Linked DNA regions of Homo sapiens: region 2 is linked to region 1. The links are chromatin contacts, found by Hi-C in ENCODE. All regions are on one chromosome and are shown on one strand. The core of a region is the stretch at or near the end of the contact, and the rest is flanking DNA. Distances in the headings are between cores, read along the strand shown. Region 1 holds the start of B3GLCT (beta 3-glucosyltransferase). Region 2 holds the start of FRY-AS1 (FRY antisense RNA 1).

Region 1 (3,383 bases), core at 302-2,801:
TTCTCCCAGGGCTGCCACCCAGCAATGCCCTTCTTCCACTGAAGCCGATTCCAGCCAAATTCAGTCGCTCCCCAAGACCAACTACAGCCTTCTCTGCCGGAGGTGCCCTAATATTTTTAATTACACTGCTGCCTAATTAATCATGCATGTAAACAATTACCAACTAATCTTGCTCTTTTCCCACACTTACTGAGCGCCTATAGAAATGCCAGAAGTACACAAATGCAGCAAATTAATCCTTATTCAGAGAGCTTAAATACAAATAAAAACAGGCTGTCAAGGTTCCGGTGGGCTAACAAGAGCAGTGCGCAATAACGCTACGTCTTTTCCTAAACTGCACCATTCTGCCATTACTAAAAAATCTGAAATCATTGCCTTTTCACACCAGCAAGTCTGGGTTAGAGGACAAAAACTCTGTAGCAGTCTGAAAAAAAAATAATTTTTCGCTCAAGCTTTCAAAGTTGAACAAATCTGATCATGAAAGTCAATTACAAGGCTGCTTTTTTTTTTTTTTTAACTTTTATCACATCGTTTTAAGATAAAGGGGGGAAATGCCCTTGCGAGGAGAAAAGAAATAAAAAAGAATGGGCATTACAGCAGCAGGAGACCGGGCAAGCACTGCTCTGCTCGCAGACGTGTCCCCTGATGTCCCCAGCGGAGACCCGAGACAGGAGCAAGCCTCCCCGCCGCGCCAGCTCCCGCGGAGGCCCAGCGGGCGCCCCTGTCCTCCTCCGGGTCGGAATCCGGGAAGGGCTGGCGCCGAGCTGGCCGCTTATCCTCAGGGGCCAGGGCACGTCCCGAAGGCCCTGCGGAGGGGCGCGCGGACACCGGGACCGCAGTCCTCGCCCCCGGGGGTCGAACAGGAGCCGCGGGGCCTCGAGGGCCGCCTCGCCGGCTCCCGTCCAGCCTCCCGCCCGGCGCGGGGCGCGCAGGACGGCGGAGCGCGGGCGGAAGGCAGGGGGGCGGGACCGCCGCCGCCGCCACTCGCGCTGTTGCAAAGTTTCTTCGGTGGCACAGTTCCTGCGCGCTTCCTGTGGGGGCGGCTGCTGCGCCCTCGCCGCCCCGTCGCCCGCCGGTTCGGGGCGGCAGAGGCTGGGAGACGCGAGTCTGGGGCCGGGGCGGCAGCGGGGACCCAAGACCGAAAGGGGCCGAGCGGGCACGCCTCGGGTCCCGGGCCCGGGTCCCACCTGGGCGCCGCGAGAGGGCGCTGCTGACGGCGCGGCGCGGCGGGGACCGGACGGCGGGACGCGCGCGCCGGCGGGGCAGGGCTGGGCCGCCCTGCGCCTCCCTCCCCGCGCCGACCGGGGCACGGGCGACTGTGCCCGCGAACCCCACGCCTCGCCCTTGCGCGCCTGGCCGCCCGCTACTTACCCAGGGAGCAGGTGAGGAGCGCGAGCAGCGCCGGCGGCGCGAGCAGCCACCAGCAGGCGGGCGGCCGCATCCTGGCGGCGGAGGCTGAGCGCCCTACCTGGGCGCGGGGAAGGGAGACGCGCGGGGAGCGGAGCTGCGCCGCTGCCGCCGCCGCCCTGCCGCCGCGGCTGACCCTTCTCTGCCGGCTCCCCTCCTCCCTCCGTCTCCGCCGCGCCATCGCCGGCCGCGCCCTCTGGCGGCCGGGAGCGGGAGCACCCCTGTGCGCGCTTCCAGCGTCTGCCGGGCTGGCGGCTGCGGCTGGTGTCCGGCCCGACGGGCTGCTGCGGTAGAGGTGGCCGCGGCTCTGCCCTCACGGCGCCCTCCTTCGAGGCGTCTGACCTCTGCCCCCTCCAGCCACCAGCCTCCACCCCTCCTCTTCCTTTCTCCTCTGCGTCCCTCCTGACCTAGGCCGCGTCCCCTGCCTTCATGCCCTCCCACCTTACCGCGTCACCCCCATCAGTAGTTCTACCTGTGAAGTGGAAGCGAGCAGTAATCACTTTTCCTCCCTGCTAATGTATTATCTGCTGTGGAAAAAAAAATGTAATCAATAGTTCAACTCTTAATATTGTTGGCACCAATGCTCTACTTTGATGAAGGTGTTTTTAATCAGCTCAACTAATTTACTTAATATCCCCTTTAAATGGAATTTGGCCAATAGCCTAGGTCTGGGATTTGGCTTTTAAACAAGTTTGTGTAAATGTAATTTTCTATAAATGTAATTTTAAGTGTTCACCATAATGGAAGAGAGTGGGTGTAATTTTATTCAAAATATAAAAATTAATTAAACTGGAATACAGAGAAGTGGAGCAATGTGGGAGTGCCTCCTGTTCCCGCAGGACTGCGAAGGGCTTTCCTCCCCAGCCCGGTAGAGTGGTGGCCCTGATAGGGGACTGGTCCTGTTGTGTTGTGTGGTGCACTGAAGGGGAAAGCATTACAAGTAAGAACTAGAGGCTCCCTTCAGTGGTTCTGAACTCCTTCGTGCCTCCCTCAAGCCTTGGCTCACTTCTGTTTCCAAGGAAGTGCACAGGACCAAGTGCTTTTCCCAGCCCTAGTTTAGCCCATGACCTCTTGAAGGCAGTTTCTATGTTTTCCTTCATATTTACTCATTTGTTGGATACCTACTATGTGACTGCAACTCTGCTAAGCACCCTAGGAATGCCAGTATCTTTCACATGGACATACAACATTCACCTACTTGCTAAACATTTAAGGAGGAGGAGGCCCTGGGAGTACAAGTAGGATGGCCCTGGGAATACAAGTAGGATGTCCTGGAGACAGAGAAGCAGGTGCTGAATAAACATTTGTAGGCTTGAGCCCTCTTAACTTGAATGCGTTTAGGGGACTTAGGCTCTAATGCATTAGGACAGTATTGTCTGCAATTGTGCAATACCTGCTGGGATTGTTTTGAAAAGGAGGCCTGGAGACAAAGAATTTTCTCTCTGTGTGGTTTATATTGACTTCTTAAAACTGGGAACTAAATATTTCACGTGTGATCCATTTAGTGTGAGTGCAAATAGTTCCCTTTTGTTCCATTCGCCCAAGGTTTATGGTCTCTTGTCAATACCATTTTGATGGGAGGAAAAAGAAATGTAGGGATCCTTCCATTTCATTTCTTAGTGAAGCATTTCAAATCTATGGTTGACTGAATTCATTGCTTTTATCCTTGGGAAATTCTCAAGCTTACCTGCCTAGTAGTTCTAGATTGTTTCCAATTTCCAAAGCTGTTTTCGCTTTTTTCCAAGAAAATATTCCTTGCATATGTGGGGTAGTAAACATTTAACCAAACTGTTTAATTAGACACAGAAGACTAATAAGCAGGGTCAAATGCCTACTCCACGTGGGTAAGCAACTCCTGGTGCTTAATCAATGTTTTCATGGAAATTCATCATGTTAGAGTATTACTATGTTCCAGAACAAGGTGTGGAAAATTAAGCCCTAAGGACAACAGAGAACACACCGTTTAAGTAATAAAC
Region 2 (3,383 bases), core at 409-2,908, 830 kb before region 1:
GAACACTGTATGTCAAATTCTTTTCATTAATCAAAGAGCAGATAGACAAAGGAAGATTCATCCTTGAGTGTAAAGTATTATAAAAATAATGAGTCCAAGTTAAATGATTTATAGCTATGACAAGTAAAGAATGCTGTTTGGGCAACAGTATTACTCCCAAATGGCTTCCCACTTGTAGAAAAACAGCTTCAGACAAGCCCCATAGTGTATACAGTGGTGCAAAATGACCTGGAAAAAATGGTTTCTATGGATATCATTTAGAGATGCACATCCCTGAATACCTTAAGGCTGAAGGTACTTTAGCTCTTTTCCTCAAAGCAATTGCAGCACAGGTTCTCCTGCCCAGGTTTTGTTTATATAAGAACAATCTTGGCCACAGGTCATTTGTGTAGGAGACAATTAATCACTAGCTCTTTGAGCACAGGTAGGTTAATCAGTATGCACATAATACAATATTAAAATTTTCACGGGGAAAAAATTTTTTTATTTAAAACAATAAAGCATCAGTAATACCTGCTGATCTTTTATCCAAAGCAAGTACAAAGGCTGTTAGTGAAATAGAGAAGACTTTCTTTTTAAACAGTTCGGAAAATACAAGGCATCATTGATCACCTGAAGGCCTCATTTTAATTTGATTCCAGATCCACGGCAGCTTAGAGGTTGTCTTTTTGAAATAGCGTATTGCTAAAATCCTTATGTAGGTCAGAAATGGAACTTCAGGAGCCATCATATTCTGCTATCCTAATAAATAATTAGGGTCAGAACCTCACTTGTTTATGTTTCAAAAAAGCACAATATTTGGACTATAGCAAACATCAGGATTTTTAAAAATTCAAATATTAAATGGCATTCAGAACATCATCCACATGGAAGAGGGAGAGATGAAATAAATCTGCAGATGCCTCTATATACAAAAAGGATGTCCTAGGTTTTGGACTATTAAATACTTTTCTTTCTTCAGACAATACCCTAAAAAAACAATTACAAAGTACTCTGAAACCCTGCCACACCCCTTTGATTAAATCACACTTCACAAAATATTTAGAGAAAGCCTGAACAAATCAAATAAACATCAAGGCAGGAAATGCAGCCAGGAATGCCTGATCCTGAGCTCCCCCAGAGTCTGAAGGGCTGCCTCACTTGAAAATTTAATCAAACACAATCTACTGTAATTCCATTGCAGCCTTTGCACTTAAGGAAAGCTAGTTCAGTCTCTGACATTTTGATTTTCACAGCAGATGGGAGCAAAAAAAGAAAGAAAGAAAGAAAGAAAAAGAAAGAAAGAAAGAAAGAAAGAGAAAAGAAAAGAAAAGAAAAAAAGAAAAACTTCCGCGGCTCACAAACATATGTGTCCAGTTGAGATTTTCTGTCTCCAGCCTTATGCAACATCCAGCAAACAAACAAACAAAAAGGTTATTTTCTATTACTCACTATTACTCCAGGATTTCAGTAAATATTTGATACTGATCTCAAAGAAGCCCGAATCCTGCTGGCTGGCCATGTCTGCGGCATACAAAGAGGCTGGGAGGACGGGCAGCGGCCGGGAGCAGGTACCGGGCGTGATGCGCCTGTCACAGGTTGTGATGTCAGCGCGGGGTCAGGCGCCCAGAGGCAGCTCTGCGGATCCACCTCCGGCTCCGGCCGGGAGTGCTCATCTAAAGGACACGGCGGAGCAGAGAGAGATGCTCGGCCGCTCCTCCTCCTCCGGGTCCAGGACTTGCTTCTTATTTGCTGGACGCTGATCTCCCTGCAGCCCTCGGAGGCGGCGGCCGCGCTGCTTTCATTTCGGGGCTGTCATCACCAGAAACGCCGGCTGCCGGCCGCCCACCAGCTCGGCTCCAGCCAGGTACGCAACCGAGGAAGACCCCACCTGAACTGGGATCGGCTTTCTTCTGGGAGGGAGGGTTTCTAGGCCGGCCTCCCTGACGCGGTGCAGGCAGCCTCCGGCCCACACGGCCGCCGCGGGGCTAAGGGATGGGCCGGGAGCGCCGCCCCCTGCCCCTGCCCACTGTCTCAACCTGAGCCGCGGCTCAGTCTCCGCCTAGGCTGCGGGAGGAATTTCCCAGCTTCTGCGGATCCTCTCTCTTCAGCAAGGCTTCCCGTGAGCGGCCCGGGTGTGCTCTGGCTGCTGCTTCCCCTTGTGTCTGTCCCTGAAATAAACACAACTGCAGCACGCTGCGGTAAGCAAAGCTGCAGCCTTGCATCTGGTTGCAGCGACGTTTTGAAAAACCCCATCCGTCAGCCTCGTTGCAGTAAAGAGACTCAACAAGAGGACGCTTGTCTGGGCTTTTTCTTCCCTGCCTTCCACACGCATGGTGGTATCTGCATTTTTACTTTTCCCTCCCAGAAATGCAGTCTTTTCAAGGGGCATCGGAGCCCGAACGTGTGCACTCTAAGGGGACAGTACACACTGCTTAGTTGGCTTGTTTTTGTAATGTCACACACTCCACAATGGATCTTATTCTCAAACCTCTCATTTCTAAGACTCACTAAGCCCAGTGAAGCTTATTTTATTTGTATGAAAAGGATAAGAAGCAAAAGCATTAGATTCCTTGCTCTACAATGGCTCTTGATTTCATGAATTCTTGATATCAGGTGTCCTGATTTTGGTTAGCTTTGTTTCACATTATCATTTAGCTTGACCAGGGGATTAAATAAGAGTATTATATTTTAATAATGACAGGTTATGTTGGAAGAGGTGGGATTTGGCCAACTATCTCATAAACCACAGGATCCTTCCCAAGTCCCAGTACATTCATGATTAATGTTGTCTAAAAAACAGAAAAAAGTAATAAACCATGTTAATAAGTATTTAACATAGCAAATGTTGGGCTAACTCCCCAAATCAACACACAAACAGGACTTCCTAGATTAACAGTTCATTTTAAAAATGGAAGGGAAAGACTACAATGTACTTTTATTGTTAGGACAAAGAATTTTTAAAATTCAACACTAAATAAAACTTCTAGAACTATGTTCTGAAAGGCCCTAAGATACTTCATCAATACAATTAGTTTTTCAAACTCATTACACTTACCCAAATGGCAAGCACTCAATCACTCAGATTTCCAACTCCACTTATACACTTTATTCTGATGAAATCTCTCACCAGATTGACTTCTTTTTAATTCATGTGCATACTAGAGTTGCTGAACTGATTTTATCACTTGTACTTTGAATGTATGGATTCTAGGTAAAATAAGACCCAAAGGTTTTACCTTGAAACAATTATTATATCTGAAAATAAATTTCATACCTACGCCCATCTGATGCTTGCCAAGACTCAGATGGCAGTGAATGAACAGGTAGGCTGCACAGTGCCCTGCGATTAACGATGGCATGGGCTCTCAAGGCAGGGCCCCATGTTCGCTCCTGGCACCAGC

The links. Hi-C counts contacts between places; a loop is a spot of excess contacts on that map. Pooled maps may share reads with other maps.
Region 2: a loop to region 1 is called in a pooled map, with 4 times the contacts of the local background. The contact joins the promoter of FRY-AS1 here to the promoter of B3GLCT in region 1. A Hi-C loop is called at or near these places in 5 of 50 pooled maps.

Annotation. Positions count from the first base shown.
Region 1 is chr13:31,198,143-31,201,525 of GRCh38, reverse strand. B3GLCT (beta 3-glucosyltransferase) reads right to left here and starts at 1,551. Exons shown (of 15, transcript NM_194318.4): 1 at 1,372-1,551. The coding sequence starts at 1,441. RefSeq lists silencers at 591-840, 901-1,800, 1,851-1,910.
Region 2 is chr13:32,029,914-32,033,296 of GRCh38, reverse strand. It overlaps FRY-AS1 (FRY antisense RNA 1), which reads left to right and starts at 1,658. Exons shown (of 4, transcript NR_103839.1): 1 at 1,658-1,846. It overlaps FRY (FRY microtubule binding protein), which reads right to left and starts at 1,523. Exons shown (of 61, transcript NM_023037.3): 1 at 1,432-1,523. The coding sequence starts at 1,501.